Regions from separate parts of the Mus musculus genome. Here region 2 is linked to region 1. A link is a loop called in an ENCODE intact Hi-C map of the cell type or tissue named here. Cell type or tissue: gastrocnemius. All regions are shown on one strand.

What was found. Hi-C counts contacts between places; a loop is a spot of excess contacts. Peaks named below come from ENCODE experiments on the same cell type or tissue, not always from the same donor. Only the 100,000 strongest peaks of a DNase experiment are listed, where the experiment ranks them.
Region 2: it touches region 1 in a loop (3-fold over the local background); 15 of 42 quality-filtered maps call a loop at or near these places.

What each region holds. Positions count from the first base shown.
Region 1 is chr8:110,744,946-110,752,945 of GRCm38, reverse strand. Il34 (interleukin 34) reads left to right here. Exons shown (of 7, transcript NM_001135100.2): 3 at 3,388-3,521; 4 at 4,206-4,283; 5 at 4,542-4,703. Among named protein-coding and RNA genes, the nearest start is that of Gm15894, 6.7 kb to the left of the region's middle. In gastrocnemius, no CTCF peak of the experiment used is centred here; DNase peaks (open chromatin) are centred at 2,947 and 3,190; H3K4me3 peaks cover 540 bases; H3K27ac peaks cover 2,261 bases.
Region 2 is chr8:111,085,678-111,093,677 of GRCm38, reverse strand. It overlaps a transcript of Clec18a not described here. Among named protein-coding and RNA genes, the nearest start is that of Pdpr, 5.1 kb to the left of the region's middle. In gastrocnemius, a CTCF peak has its summit at 3,374 (motif pointing right); a DNase peak (open chromatin) is centred at 3,394; H3K4me3 peaks cover 382 bases; H3K27ac peaks cover 3,352 bases.

The DNA of each region.
Region 1 (8,000 bases):
ACATGTTCCCCTCTCCCCCCGACCAGTGTCTGGGCCAGGGGAAGCCTTATACCTCACCTTGAGCTTCCAGATCTTGGTTCTTGTCTCTGGCGGGGAGGAGACAGGAAAACCTGACCAGGTCAGTGGGACACTGGCTGTGTGGCTTCTGGGGTGCAAAGCGTTGTGGGTGACAGCTACACTGTCCCTGCCTGGTCCCCAGTTTCTCCTGGTCGAAGAGGCAGGAAAACAACACTTGCAATTGGAAATGGCAGCCTGGCTGCAAAGTGTGTTTCATCCGGGGGAGGCAGGTCACCTGCGGACAGGCTTTCAGGGACGGGCTGCATGCCGGCCATGCTGGGCTCAGGTGCTCTGGTAATTCTAAGACCCTGTCCCAGTTTGCCTTCTATTGCTGTGATAAAAGAGCAGGCTCCAAATCGACATGGTGAGGAGGGGTTTATTTCGGCTTACAGTTGTAGCTCACCCTGGAGGGAAGCCGGGGTGGGGAGGTGGGGAGGTGGGGGTGAGGGGTGGGGGTTGAAATAGAGACCACAGAGAGAAGCCGCTCACTGACTTGCTTTCTATGGCTGGATGCTTTCTTCTAGCAGTCAGAACCATCATCTAGGCGTGGCCCTTCTCCCTGCTGGCTGAGCCCACCCACGCCAATCATTAACCAAGAAAATGCTACAGAGTTGCCCACAGGCAATCTGATGGGGGCATTTTTCTCAACATATGCTTCCCTTCCTGGATAGCTCTAGCTGGTGTCAACGAGACAAAACAAAAACAAAAATAAAATAAAAACACAAAAACCAAAAAACAAAACAAAACAAAAAAAAAAAAACAAAAAAACCCCAGCTAGGATAGACCTGACTCCTATCTTAAGGACACATTGGGTAAAGCCAACATGGTCCATGGGGTGGGACTTGATGGATTGACAGGCTATAGTGATTGATTGGCTGCTGATAGGGAAGAAGACTCATTATGGATAGGATAGAACACCCCACCCCGAAAGATAAAGGCCTTGTTGTTGTTGTTGTTGTTGTTGTTGTTGTTGTTGTATGTACAATCCCTGTGGACCAGAGGTAGCCATTATGATTATCAGTCTGCAAGTGTCACTTGGGTCCAGGGTTCTCAGTGGCTGTCACTTTCAACCAGGAGTGCAATGCAGAGGTGCCTTCTCCACCTGTCGGATCAGAAATGTGGGGTGGAGTTGGTCCACCTGTACCTTAGCCAACTCCCTAGGGGATTCAGGTGCGTGCTTGCTTGCTTGCATTTCCATTCCCAGAAACCACCTCTCCCTTCAGGTGTAAGGCTCTGTCCCTGAGGGCATGCTGTAGTTACAGCTTAAGTTCTCCATGTTCCCAAGATGCTATGACCTGGCTAGGTGATGAGTGACCCAGGCAAGCAGTGCTGGTGGGGACGTCCAGGGTTGGAGCCGAAGTCTCAGACGGTTCCAGGAGTGGGTGGGCTAGGTGTGGATTTGCAAGGCAAGGCAGGGACCAAAAGCAAGCCTATGTTAATGGGCCCAGCACTGTGATTATTTATTTATTTAAATTTACTTTACATTTTATTTTGTTCGGGAGGGTGTGTGTGTGTGTCACAGCACCTGCATGGAGGTCAGAGGGCAGCTTGCAGGAGTTAGTTCGCTCCTTCTCCCATGTGGTTCCTGGGGATTGAACTCAGGTCATCAGGCTTGGTAGCAAGCCCCTTTACCCACTGAGCCATCTTGTAGGCCTAATACTGGTTGTGTTTATTTGTTCCTTCAGCCCAGTGCTGTGTTAGGTGATCCTTGCAAGAAAGTGGTTGTCAAGAGTTCTACAGTTGAAGAGGGCAGTAACTGTGGTTTGTGTGGAGTTCAGATTCTGAGTAGATCCAAGTATCAGGGGAAACAGAGAGCGCTCCTAGGACTTGGTCCAGCACGTGGGAACGAGCAGGGCGATCCTGGAGACGGGGAACGGAAGCTAAGAGGGAGCATGGCCCCCAGACAGTGGAGATACAAAGCCCCCAAATCTTCAAGGTGTCGGGAAGTGAGAGGAGAGAGATCCAGTTAGTGATGTCTGCTTGTAACTGATGAGGGAGGTAATGTCAGCCAGCCTGGCTGTCTTGCTCAAAAGGAAAAAGGAAAAAAGAAAAAAAGAAAAGGCAAAGTTTAATTATTGTTTCTGACAACAACAACAACAATAGATATTAAACTAGGCGTGGCTCGAACTTTTAATCCCAGCACCCAGGAAGAAAAGGCTGAGTCCCAGCTAGTCTAGTCTACATAGACAGTTCCAGGTCAGTACCAGGTCAGCCAGGGCAACATCCTTATGTCCTAGCATATAGGGTCGGGAGTGGTAATCTCCCACGGATATCTGGTTCGGTTATTTGCATCTCTTTTTTTCAAAGCACGGGAGGTTAATTAATAAACTTGAAGTCATCCTTTAAGCTGCTGATATCGCTGGCTCAGGCTTCCTTAGGAAGGCCGTTGAACATATCTTAAACATTCCCCCCGTAACGTACATCACCACGTGTGGTTCCCCCCCCCATTGATAAATTTATCTTAACAAAGGACCTATGATGCTGCTTAAGTCGTTGTCAATAAACGTTTCCTGTTTTCTTTCTAGTTTATGAGTTTAGTGGGTCGAAGGTTTTAGAGTTTAAAAGCCATTTCATTATTAAGCGGGCCAAGTGCATTTCCAGGCTGAGAATTCTTTTGGCAGCATCAGGATTATTAAAATGAAATTATCTCATAAAAACCTTCTTCGTTTCCTTGTCCCTGGTCGGCTTTGCATGTAGATCCATTTCTCTGATTTCAGACTGCAGCTAATTGCAGATTGGTCCTTTGGGTATCTCTTGCTCTTTTGTGTTTCTTTCATCCACTCCCTATTCATATTTATTGTAAATTCTCAAAATATTTTTTTCCAGTCAAGGGGACAGCTCCCAAGAGCTGTTTTTGAGGTCACAGTGACACCTAGTGGTAATTCCTGGTACTGTTTCAAAAGACTTCGCATTATTGTCTGTTCTGCTGGTGTAGGGGGTCTGTTTAGCATCCCAGAGCCATCAGACTGGCAGAAGCTTGCTTGTAAGACCTGTTGCTACATCTAATGGAGAAAAATCGAGCTTTGAAAACTCATCACTCCAGACAAAGGGCTGAGGGGTGCCTTGGAACCTGGACGATGTACTTACCCAAAATCAGGAGCTAGGGGAGACGGGAGACCATACCCTGGGGACTCTGACCATGGTGTGTGTGTGGGGGTGTACTTGCTACTCCAGGTGACAAGTCCTCCTTAGGGCTCTGCATGCACCTGCCTTTCCCCTCAGTACTTGTCAGGCTTGATGATGGATGGTGGTTGATTCAGCTACGCACACCAGGTAGTGCGCAGACACAGTGCCCAGCGCTCATCCGCTCTTGTTGGGTGTGTCCCACAGGTCTTGGGATCCTACTTGACGTGGCTTTGGGAAACGAGAATTTGGAGATATGGACTCTGACCCAAGATAAGGAGTGTGACCTTACAGGCTACCTTCGGGGCAAGCTGCAGTACAAGAACCGGCTTCAGTACATGGTAACCTGGAGAGCGTCTGCCTCCCCGTGCTAGGGTTGCAAGCACAGGCCCAGCTCTATAGGACTATCTCTGAGACTATCTCCATTGAGAAGTAACTCATACCATACAACCCACTAACTGAGAGCGAACCCCATGGGGCTGGTGGGACGGCTCTGAGTAAAAGGCACACCTGGTACCCAGGACTGATGGCCTGAGTCCAATTCCCAGAACCCACATCAAGGCGGAAGGAGAGAACCAACTCCTGAAAGTTAATCTTTGACCTCCACATCAGTGCTGAGAGTCATGTCCACACTATTAATAATAACAATAAATAATAAGGTGTCAGATTCTAGACTCACTGATGTGTAGTATGTTCACAGGCTGTGCGAAGGTTACCTTTGTAAGTGTCAGATGAACCATATTTTTCACTTCCAAAGTACCATGTCTCCTGAAAATCCTGGGTTCCTCCCCTGGGCCTGAAACTTCAGCCCTTACAGGACTTGTGTATCTGATCTCACACCCCCCACCCCCACCTCCTTTGTCCGAGGGGAAAAGAGAGCTGTCTTTTAGCCCAGTTGTCCAGATCTGACCTCTCAGTAGAGGACCTGTCTGTTGTCAACGCTGCTAGGCTGCGTTCCTCTCTTGGGGGTCCCGTCTAAACAGTTTCTGCCTCATAGCTTATGGTTTGTTCTTGTTCCTCTTCAGAAACATTACTTCCCCATCAACTACAGGATTGCTGTGCCTTATGAGGGGGTACTCAGAGTGGCCAACATCACAAGGCTGGTGAGGACCCTTCCCGGGGTGGGGAGCCGCTGCCTGCCACAAGTCACTTAGAAGCTTGTGGGTCTTGGCAGGTTGTCCCATTGGCCTTTCCCTAGCCACTCAAGCAAAGCCTGCCACTAACCTAGGCCCAAGGTTGTCTGCTGGCAGCCGTGGGTGACTGTGATGGGTCCCAGGCAGTGGCAAATGCATGGGGGTAGGGGAGTGGTCAGTGCCCAGAGGCCTACGCTTGTGCGTCACTGATGTCTCCTGTCCCTGCAGCAGAAGGCTCACGTGAGTGAGCGAGAGCTTCGGTACCTGTGGGTCTTGGTGAGTCTCAATGCCACTGAGTCTGTGATGGATGTACTTCTCGAGGGCCACCCGTCCTGGAAGTATCTACAGGAGGTTCAGACATTGCTGGAGAACGTACAGCGGAGCCTCATGGTGAGCTGTGCGCATGCGCGTGTGGGTTTGGCCGATGCTGGCAAAGGGCTAAGAAGGGAGAGTTCTGCCATGCGCTGAGCATGTGAGACACACGAGGGATGGGGACAGAGAGGATTTGGGACCTTGTTTCAAGCTTACCTGAGCGCCCCTCTTAAAAAAATTTTTTTTATTATTGTTGTTTTTAATTTTATAACCCATTGAGTCCAATTACTTCTGCCCACTGTTCACTACCCACGCTGGCTAGACCTTGTACAGGTGTTGTGAGGTAACCAGTGTACTCATGGGTGCACCGGGCATGCCATCTTCATAAGACAGCATTATTTATTTGCTTGTTTGAGAGAGTTTCATTCTGAAACCCCGCCTGGCCTGAAACTTGCTGTGTAGAACAGGCTTTGCCTCTTGTGTCCTGAGTCTTAGACAAGCCAGGGAATCCTCTAATTTCATATTTGTATCTGAAAAAATGAGGCTCCTCTAGAAAGGGGAGAAGGAAGAAGGCAGAAGATAGTGAAATTTTTTTGTTCTTTAAAGACACAGAAATATTGTAAGAATGTGTCTGCATTTTAATCCCAGGTGTGGGATATGGGGCTGCTTCAGATTGTCCACAGCAGCTGACTCTGATTTGCCTCGTGCTCTAGCAGAGGCATGGTTTTGTCAGCTGCAGATAGTTTCTGCGAGTGTGTGATGTTTGGATGGATGGATAGATAGATAGAAGGGGTTGTTTTGGACAGCTGGTGGTTAGATGTCGTTTGTTACACAGTTTGTTGAGATGAGAAGAAGAAATTAGATATTCTGATGGTGGGTGAAGATCAAACATGCCCCAAGAACTTGACACCCCTAATCAGCAGGAAGTAGTCTAATGATAACATCGCCCCCTTTCCCCTCTATGCTTTTTTCTCTACTATTTAGTGTTAGGGGGTGGAGAAGGGTGGAAGAAAAAAAGAACCCACAAAGTAGCCAAAGGTTCAGTTACAAGGTGGACTGACAGGAACTTTCAGAGTATTGAAACTGTTCTGTGTAACTCGGTGACAGTGGACACTCTGCTTTTATCAAAAGCCCGTGGAGCGTGGAGGGCGAGCCATAATGACTATGACTTGAGTTTAGAACAAGCATGGGAAGGAAAGGAGATAGTGTGTGGCATGACTGTAACCCAGCACTCTGGAGGCTTGAGGTGGGGGAGATGTTAGGTTCAAGGCCAATCTGGGTTACATAGTGGGAGCCTGTCTCAGAAGCAGCCCTCGAAGCCATCTGATCATCCAACCGAAAACCTCCCGAGTTGTAACCTGACAGACATGTCCCTACCTCCTCAGGCCGTTGGTGTACACCTGCCGGGACACGTACTTGTGACCCTGCTCAGCCAGCTGCCTGGCCTCCCCAGCCCATGGGCCAGATCATTTGACACCAGCTGGGAGCTTCTGATGATGAAAGGTTTGGGACAGGCGACTGTTTTTGCAGCTGTCTGGAACTTCTCCTGGGATGGTTCTCCCAGTTCCTGCTAAGAGGGTCGCACGGATTTGCCCTTTTGTGCTTGTGAGCAAGATGGGTGTCCTGGGCAAGCTGGCTTGGCTTGAGGAAGAGACCTTTTCTGCCTTTGTTTTACCCATCGAACAGACACCGAGAAGCTAATGTGTGTGAGGTTGGGCAGGAGAGTGTGAGGCCTCCGCCCTCTGATTCTGGTCCTGGGCTCTCTGACTGAGGCACTGTACATAGCGATGGTTATATTACTCAGATGTAGTTGGGTCTGGTCCCTTTTCCTTCCCCTCCTGGCTGCTGAAAGCTTAGCCAGTATACTGGGTACTCCCTCTACCACTGAGATATACCCCAACTCTGCAGCCAGATTTTTTTTTTTAATGTGTATGAGTACACACTGTAGCTGTCTTCAGACACACCAGAAGAGGACATTGGCTCCCATTATTGATGGTTGTGAGTCACCATGTGTTTGCTGGGAATTGAATTCAGGACCTCGGGAAAAGCAGTCAGTGCTCTTAACCACTGAGCCATCTCTCCAGCGGCCCCACCCCCCCAACCTTGAGCTCACAGAGATCTGTCTGTCTCTGCCTCCTGAGTGCTGGGATTAAAGGTAGGCCCCATCACCACCTGGCTTGCAGCAGCCTTTAATCTTCCTGCTTCCTTACTGTTAGTGGTCTGTGACGGTAGCTTTGAAGATGGATTCCACTTATGATAGTGTGACCTCAGAGGCCAGGCCCTGTTTTTTTTTTTCCAACAGTATAACCTTGAACAAGCTGTTTCACTCCTGAGCTTTTAGGTCATCACTTGTAGCCTACATCTCTTTTTAAAAATTTTTTTTTATTTTTATTTTTTGGTTTTTCGAGACAGGGTTTCTTTGTATAGCCCTGGCTGTCCTGGAACTCACTTTGTAGACCAGGCTGGCCTCGAACTCAGAAATCCACCTGCCTCTGCCTCCCAAGTGCTGGGATTAAAGGCGTGCGCCACCATGCCCGGCTGTAAGCCTACATCGTATCCAGCTGTAAAACAAGGATTCAATGAATTTATCCTATCTCCTCTATCTATCGGAAGACATCCGGCTTCTGGCCTCTGCGTTATTCTAGTCTCACATCCTCACCCCAACTTGCCTCCATTGTTTTCTTAAGAAACTGGGCCTGGGACGATGGCTCAGTGGTCAAGAGCACTTGCTGCTCTTGCAGAGGATGCCCATGTCAGCTGGTTTACAACTGAAGCTTCAGGAAATCCAGCAGCCTCTATTGGCCGCCATGGGCACTCACATGTACACGGCACACACATGGCACACACACACACACACGGCACACACACATGTACACACATGTGACACACACATGTACACACACGGCACACACACATGTACACGGCACACACACATGTACACGGCACACACACGTACACACATGTGACACACACATGTACACACACGGCACACACACATGTACATGGCACACACACATGTACACACATGTGACACACACGTACACACATGGCACACACATGTACACGGCACACACACATGTACACACACTCATAGGCATAAAAAAGAAAAATAACTTAAGGAAAAGGCAGCTTAAAAACCCAGAGAGTGGGGGCTGAGGCAAGAGGGAGCAAACTTGCACCATAATGTAAAGCCCTCCGTCTTGACTATTTTTAGCACATGGTTTGGCAGTGTTAATTACACTCACAGGGGTTGTATATCACCCACCCCCACCCCCATCCATTTCTGTCACTTTTCATCACCTCAAGCAGAAACTGTATACGTGAGGCAGCCATTTCTCACCCCTTTCCACTCCCAATATCAACCTGCAATCCGTC
Region 2 (8,000 bases), 340 kb before region 1:
TTTATTTGTTTTATTTAAGTTTATTTGTAGCTGGGCAGTGGTGGCACACGCCATTAAACCCAGCACTTGAAAGGCAAAGGAAGATGGATTTCTGAGTTCGAGGCCAGCCTATTCTACAGAGTGAGTTCCAGGACAGCCAGGGCCACACAGAGAAACCCTGTCTCAAAAAAACAAAACAAAAACAACCAAAAAAAAGTCTATTTGTTTTATTTATTTATTTATTTATTTATGTGTATGTTTTTATAGGCAAAGTCTCAGTCTAGGCTGGATTCAAATAGGTACAGAGGATGACTTAGCTCCTGGTCCTCCTGCCTCCACCTCCCAAGTGGCTTGCTTCACCACACATTCAGTTGCCCTTGTTCTCCTGAAACATTAAGCTCAAGACATTTGGAAGCCCCTAGTAGATGAATCCTTTCACATTTTTGGTTAAGTTTTTAATGATACCTATCCCCAAAAAATGAAAATGAAAAGACACTGACCAATCAAAAATATTTGGGGATAGGTTTTTTTAATTTGTCAGGGAACCAAAGGTTTTTGGGTTTGTTTTTTGTTGTTTGTTTGTTGTTTTTCCTGAGCCATCTGCCTACTTACAATTTCCAGACATACAAACTTTGTAGCAACCTAGTTATCTACAGGACAGGGTGAATGAAATGAGGTGGTGTGTTATCTATGTGTCACACGTAGGGAATGTTTCTCTCACCCACAACTGTTACTGACTCTACTAGAAATTGCTAAGTCTATCCGAGCAGTGATGGCACACACCTTCAATCCCAGCACTTGGGAAGCAGAAGGAGGTGAGTCCCTGTGAGTCTGCGGCCAGCCTGGTCTACAGAGGGAGTTCCAGGACAGCCGGAGGTACATACAGGAACACTGTCTCGAAAATAAAAGATAAAATAAGTGTTAAGTCTGAAAGCTCTTCTTGCGCGCGCCAGACTAGATGCTGCAACAGGATCCTTCTGCACACGTTTATTGGGAGAGCTTGATTGTAGAGGCGAAGAGACCCCAAGCCCAGAACTGGTGCTGCTTATATAGGCCTAGGAGAGGCGTGTCTCACACCCGGATTGGTTATGCACTACGCCTCATTTGCATGTTCCTCATCTGATTGGCTACTCTCTTTCTCTCTCTGTACCTCACAGAGCCTCATTATCATACCTCATTTGCATGTCTCACATCTGATTGGTTATACTCTCAAAGCCTCATTATCATGCCCGGGCCAGGCAGTGTCTTTGCAAAAAACTTTACTGCATATGTACACATTGGTTGTTTGTCCAAACTTATGTGTGGTGGCCAGCAGTAGTCAGTGCCACTCTGCAATGGCACATGTGGCTTCCCACAAGCTCTTTGTGTTGTCAGTGATAAGATTTGGTTTTTGTAATCTCTTACAGCCACCAGCACAGTTTTGAATGCATTCAAGACCAGTGAAATATTTTTGCTTTTGTGATTGGTTTTTTTATGATTTTTGCTGATACTCTGTTGGGGTCAATCCTAGGTCCTACACATAAATAAACCCCACTCTCCCTGAGTGACAGCCCCAGACCTGTTTTTTATAGTTTTGCCTTCTCTCTCCTTTTTTCCCATAAATCATCAGAGGTGTTCCATGATTGGCTCCTGACTTCTCTATGCTGAAAATCCCTTGGAGAATCATCATCCTTTGGCGATGAAAAATGTACCTTGGAAGATCTGAACGCAGCTAACGTTTTGTCCTTTGAAAACACTTGGCATCCTTGTGTGTATGTTGACTACAGAGAGAGTGAGAGTGGGAAGATATTTTTAGCCCTTGTTTCTAAGGATCCAGGCCAGGACGTTCTCTGAGTAGCAAGGACTGGAATCGGAGCTCCTCTCCACAGCTTGGTTCTGGTGCCTTAGCTTTCGGGAATGTCAGGTAAGTAGTAAAACGAAAAAAGAAGGAAAGTTTATTTTGAACTGTAGGCTCCCATCAGCCCTATATACAGTCCTTCCTTCCTTCCTCAGAACAGATGAAATAGAAACCTATACAACTTATTTCATGAAAGGGTTTTCTAGTTCACACTTAACTCTCCAGTCAAATCTTGGTATGTATCAGACACCACTGTAATTTTGTACTTCTGAGTGTTGTTTGCCCTCAGCCCACTAATGTTCCTGGGTAGAGTTAGCATGTGGTATTGAGAACATTCCAGATCCTTGAGTAGAGGGAATTAAGCTAGTTTACTAAGCTGGATGTCGTGGCTCATGCCTTTGATCCCAGCATTCAAGACACAGAGGCAAGCAGACCTCCTTGAGTTCAAGGCCAGCCTGATCTACATAGTAAGTTCCAGGATAACCAGAGCTATAGAGAGATCCTCTCTTGAAAACAATGAAATAGAGGATAGTTGATTGTGCACACGGAAGCAGAGGCCAGCCTGGTCTACACAGCAACTTCTAGGACAACCAGAGCTAAACACAAATAAAACAAAACAAGCACTTCTCCAAATACTGGCACTCAAGACAATCTAGGACCATGCCAGGTGTGATACTAGGGTCTGAGATTGTATCTAATCCAGTCCTCTGTCTTTTTTTTTTTTTAATGTAAGTACACTGTAGCTGTCCTCAGACACCAGAAGAGAGAGTCAGACCTTGTTAGGGATGGTTGTGAGCCACCATGTGGTTGCTGGGATTTGAACTCCGGACCTCAGGAAGAGCAGTCGGGTGCTCTTACCCACTGAGCCATCTCACCAGCCCCAGCCCTCTGTCTTGGAGCTGCCTGGAGAAACGTCCTCTTGACACCTTTCCTTCTGTGCTGTGGAAAGTTCTGAACTTAGAATCTTTTTTTTCCACTTGGTTTTCTAGACAAGGTTTCTCTGTGTAGCTCTGGCTCTCCTGGAACTCACTGTGTAGACCAGGCTACCCTCAAATTCACAGAGCTCCACCTGCCTCTGCCTCCTGAGTGCTGGGCTAGAGGTGTGCACCACTATGCCCGGCTGAATTCAAAATCTCACGACCCCAGATGCCTCTCCCAACTTTTCTGGAAAGGCCCTTTCGTCTCTTAAATACTCAATATTCAGCTGATGAAAGTTCCATCTCCTTGGTGGAACATTGCCTTTCCAAGAAACTGGGGTCCCTTGGTGTTTCCACAGTCTTCTTTCCTTTCTTTTAAAAAAGCTTTTTAGGGGTCTGGAGAGATGGTTCTGTGGTTAAGAGCACTGACTACTCTCCCAGAGGACCTGGATTTGGATCCCAGCAACCACACATGGCAGCTCACCACTATCTGTAATTCCAGATCCAGGGGCTCTGATACCTCCACTCAGGTGAGTGTGTTTTAAAGTTTATTAAAAGATCTTTTTTTCCCCCAATCTTAACTGATTTAACTGTAATTGCCCCACAGACCAGATGGGACTTGGTTCTGCTTATGTCCTCAGGCTGACCACTAGGTGGCGCTGGAACCTGTGTATTGAAGTGACCTGGCTGCCTGTATCCCTTATACTTCGTTGAGTGAACTGTTAGGGTTAATTAGAAACTGACCATCTAGTGATTGCCATATGCAGGGATCCATCCCATAATCAGCTTCCAAATGCTGACACCATTGCATACACTAGCAAGATTTTGCTGAAAGGACCCAGATATAGCTCTCTCTTGTGAGACTATGCCGGGGCCTAGCAAACACAGAAGTGGATGATCACAGTCAGCTATTGGATGTGTCACACGGCCCCTTATGGAGGAGCTAGAGAAATTACCCAAGGAGCTAAAGGGAACTGCAACCCTATAGGTGGAACAACAATATGAACTAACCAGTACCCGGGAGCTCTTGTCTTTAGCTGCATATGTATCAAAAGATGGCCTAGTCGGTCATCACTGCAAAGAGGCCCATTGGACTTGCAAACTTTATATGCCCCAGTACAGGGGAACACCAGGGCCAAAAAGGGGCAGTGGGTGGGTAGGGGATTGGGGGGGGTGGGTATGGGGGACCTTTGGGAAGGAATTGAAAATGTAAACGAGGAAAATACCTAATAAAAAAAAAAAAAAGAACTCAAATGATATGTACTCACTGATAAGTGGATATTAGCCCAGAAACTTAGTATACCCGAGATATAAGAGACAATTTGTAAAACACATGAAACTCAAGAAGAACGAAGACCAAAGTATGGACACTTTGCCCCTTCTTAGAATTGGAAACAATCATCCATGGAAGGAGTTACAGAGACAAAGTTTGGAGCTGAGACAAAAAGATGGACCGTCTAGAGACTGCCATATCCAGGGATCCATCCCATAATTAGCCTCCAAATGATGACACCATTGCATACAGTAGCAAGTGTTTGCTGAAAGGACCGTGATATAGCTGTCTCTTGTGAGACTAGGCCCGGGCCTAGCAAACACAGAAGTGGATGCTCACAGTCAGCTATTGGATGGATCACAGGGCCCCAATGGAGGAGCTAGAGAAAGTATCCAAGGAGCTAAAGAGATCTGCAACCCTGTAGGTGCAACAACATTATGAACTAACCAGTACCCCGGAGCTCTTGACTCTAGCTGCATATGTATCAAAAGATGGCCTAGTCGGCCATCACTGGAAAAAGAGGCCCATTGGTCATGCAAACTTTATATGCCCCAGTACAGGGGAACGCCAGGGCCAAAAAGTGGGAATGAGTGGGTAAGGGGGAATTTGGGGCGGGAAGGGAAATGGGGGGAACTTTTTGGGATAACATTTGAAAATGTAAACTGAGGAAAATACGGGAATAAAAAAATAAAAATAAATAAAAATAAAAATTATACTTGAATATATAAAAAAAAAAAAAGAAACTCAAATCAGACTAAGAAAATCCCCTCTAAGACTGATAACTCAGAGTGACTGCTATGGTAAAGAAGGAACAGAGATGAAGGAACTGTAATCCCAACAACTCAGTAGGCTGCTGCAGGACTAAAATTTGCTTGGTTGTTATTGTCTTGCGTTTTTCTTTGTTCTTGTTGTTCTTAAGGGGGCCATAAAGACAAGGTCTCTTGTAGCCCAAGCTGGCTTCTAATTTGCCTTATGGTGGAGGGTGATCTGGAATTCTTCATCCACCTCCGGAGTACTGAGATTACAGGTATGTGCCACCATGTCACCTTTATGTGGTATTGGGGATTGAACCTAGGGATTCATGCATGCTTGACAAACTCTAACAAATGAGCTACATTCATGGATAGCAAGGCCAGCCTGGGAAATTCACTGAGATCATCTCTAGAGGGTGAGAAACAGCAGCAGCAGCAAAAACCTAACAACCAAATATAAAACAACACAACACAAAATGTGGGTGGGAAGACTGGGGGTATAGCTCAGTGGTGGGGTTTCCCTAGCCAACATGAAGCCTTAGTTTCAATTCATAGTTAAAAAACAAAACAACGACAAGCTCTGTGTGGTTAAGTACACCTCTAAGCTAAGGACTTTCGAGGTCGAGACAAGGGGATTGCAGTAAGTTTGAGGTGACCTTGCACTATATATTAAATACAAAGCCAGCCATGACTAAATAGTGAGACCCTGGTGTGCATGCACACACACACAAAGAAGGAGGGCAGTTGTGCAAACATGAGAACCCAAGTTCAAATTCTCAGACCCTACATAAAGTTAGACATGGAAGCATGTCTCTGTAACCTCAGTGCCAGTGCAGACAGCTGGGAAGCAGCGACTGGAGAGTCCTCAGAAACTCATGGGCCAGCTAGCCTGGCATACACAGCATTAAAATAAAAGAACCTGCCGGACGTGGTGGCACATGCCTTTAATCCCAGCACTTGGGAGGCAGAGACAGGCGGATTTCTGAGATCGAGGCCAGCCTGGTCTACAGAATGAGTTCCAGGACAGCCAGGGCTACACAGAGAAACCCTGTCTCAAAAAACCAAAAAAAAAAAAAAAAAAAAAAAAACAAAAAAAACCTGTTTCGACAAGCTGGAAAACAAAGATTGGCACGGGAGGTTGTTTTCTGATCTCTATGCATGCACACGCCATAGTATTCAAATGCCCACATTCACACATAGGACTTCATACAAAAATAAAATAAAGGATGGAGTTGGGGGTGGGGATGGTAACATTCACCTTTAATCTCAGCACTCAGGAGGCAGAGGCAGGTGGATCTCTGAATTCCAGGCCAACCTGGTCTACACAGGGAGTTCCAAGACCAAAGTGCTACACAGAAACTCTGTCTCAAAAAAACAAAACCAACAACAAAAGCTGGAGAGATGGCTGGGTGATTAAGAGCACTGGCTGCCCTCCAGAGGACCTGGGTTCTATTTCTAGCGCTCATGTGGTGACTCACAACCATCTGTAACTCTAGCTCTAGGGTCTCTGATGCCCACTTCTAGCCTCTAGAGACATTAGGCACACGTGTGCTGCACAGACATACATGTAGATGAACATCTGTACACATAAAACAAATTTGAAAAAAATTAAACTAATAAAAATTAAAATAGAAAAAACAAACAAACAAACAAACAAAACGCCTTTAATCTCAGCACTTGAGAGGCAGAGGCAGGCAAATTTCTGAGTTCGAGGCCAGCCTGGTCTACAGAGTTCCAGGACAGCCAAGGCTACACAGAGAAACCCTGTCTCAAAAAATCAAAAAATATGCCGGGGCGGTGGTGGCACACGCCTTTAATCCTAGCACTCAGGAGGCAGAGGCAGGTGGATTTCTGAGTTCAAGGCCAGCCTGGTCTACAGCCTGAGTTCCAGGACAGCCAGGGCTACACAGAGAAACCCTGTCTCGAAAAAAAAAAAAAAATCAAAAAAAAAAAAAGAAAAGAAAAAGATAAAAGTAGAATAAAAATAAAAATAGGTCAGGAGTGTGTCTCATGCCTTTTATCCCAGCACTAGGGATGCAGATCCAGGCAGATCTCTGTAAGTTCAAGTCCAGCCTGGTCTACATAGTAAGCTCCAGGCTAGCTAGGACTATATAGTAAGACCCTGTCCCAAAAGAAATTAAAAATAGGAAGAATGATATGCCATTTCCCCCAGTACATGATTTCTGTTGTGTCTCCTACTCTAGCCAGATCTGGGATGAACCTAACTTTGGGTGTGATGTGACCTGGAGCTGAGCACAGGTGTTGCCTCCCCGCTCTGTGTTTTGTTTGTTTTGTTTTGTTTTAAATTTTATTTATTTATTTATTTATTTATTTAATTAATTTATTTTACATATTTAATTAGGTATTTTCTTCATTTACATTTCAAATGCTATCCCAAAAGCCCCCCATACCCTCCCCCCCAACTCCCCTACCCATCCATTCCCACTTCTTGGCCTTGGTATTCTCCTGTACTGAGGCATATAAAGTTTGCAAGACCAAGGGGCCTCTCTTCCCAATGATGGCCAACTAGGCCATCTTCTGCTACATATGCAGCTAGAGTCATGATCTCTGGGGGTACTGAGTTCATATTGTTGTTCCACCTATAGGGTTGCAGTCACCTTTAGCTCCTTGGGTACTTTCTCTAGCTCCTCCATTGGGGGCCCTGTGTTCCATCCAAGTGACTGTGAGCATTCACTTCTGTGTTTGCCAGGCACTGGCATAGCCTCACAAGAGACAGCTATATCAGGGTCCTTTCAGCAAAGTCTTGCTGGCGTATGCAATACTGTCTGCGTTTGGAGGCTGATTATGGGATGGACCCCCGGGTGCAGCAGTCTCTAAATGGTCCATCCTTTCGTCTCAGCTCCAAACTTTGTCTCTGTAACTCCTTCCATGGGTGTTTTGTTCCCAATTCTAAGAAGGGGCAAAGTGACCACAATTTGGTCTTCATTCTTCTTGAGTTTCATGTGTTTTGCAACTTGTATCTTGGGTATTCTAAGTTTCTGGGCTAATATCCACTTATCAGTGAGTACATATCATGTGAGTTCTTTTGTGACTGGGTTACCTCACTCAGGATGATGCCCTCCGGGTCCATCCATTTACCTAGGAATTTCATAAATTCATTCTTTTTTTAATAGCTGAGTAGTACTCCATTGTGTAAATGTACCACATTTTCTGTATCCATTCCTCTGTTGAGGGACATCTGAGTTATTTCCAGCTTCTGGCTATTATAAATAAGGCTGCTA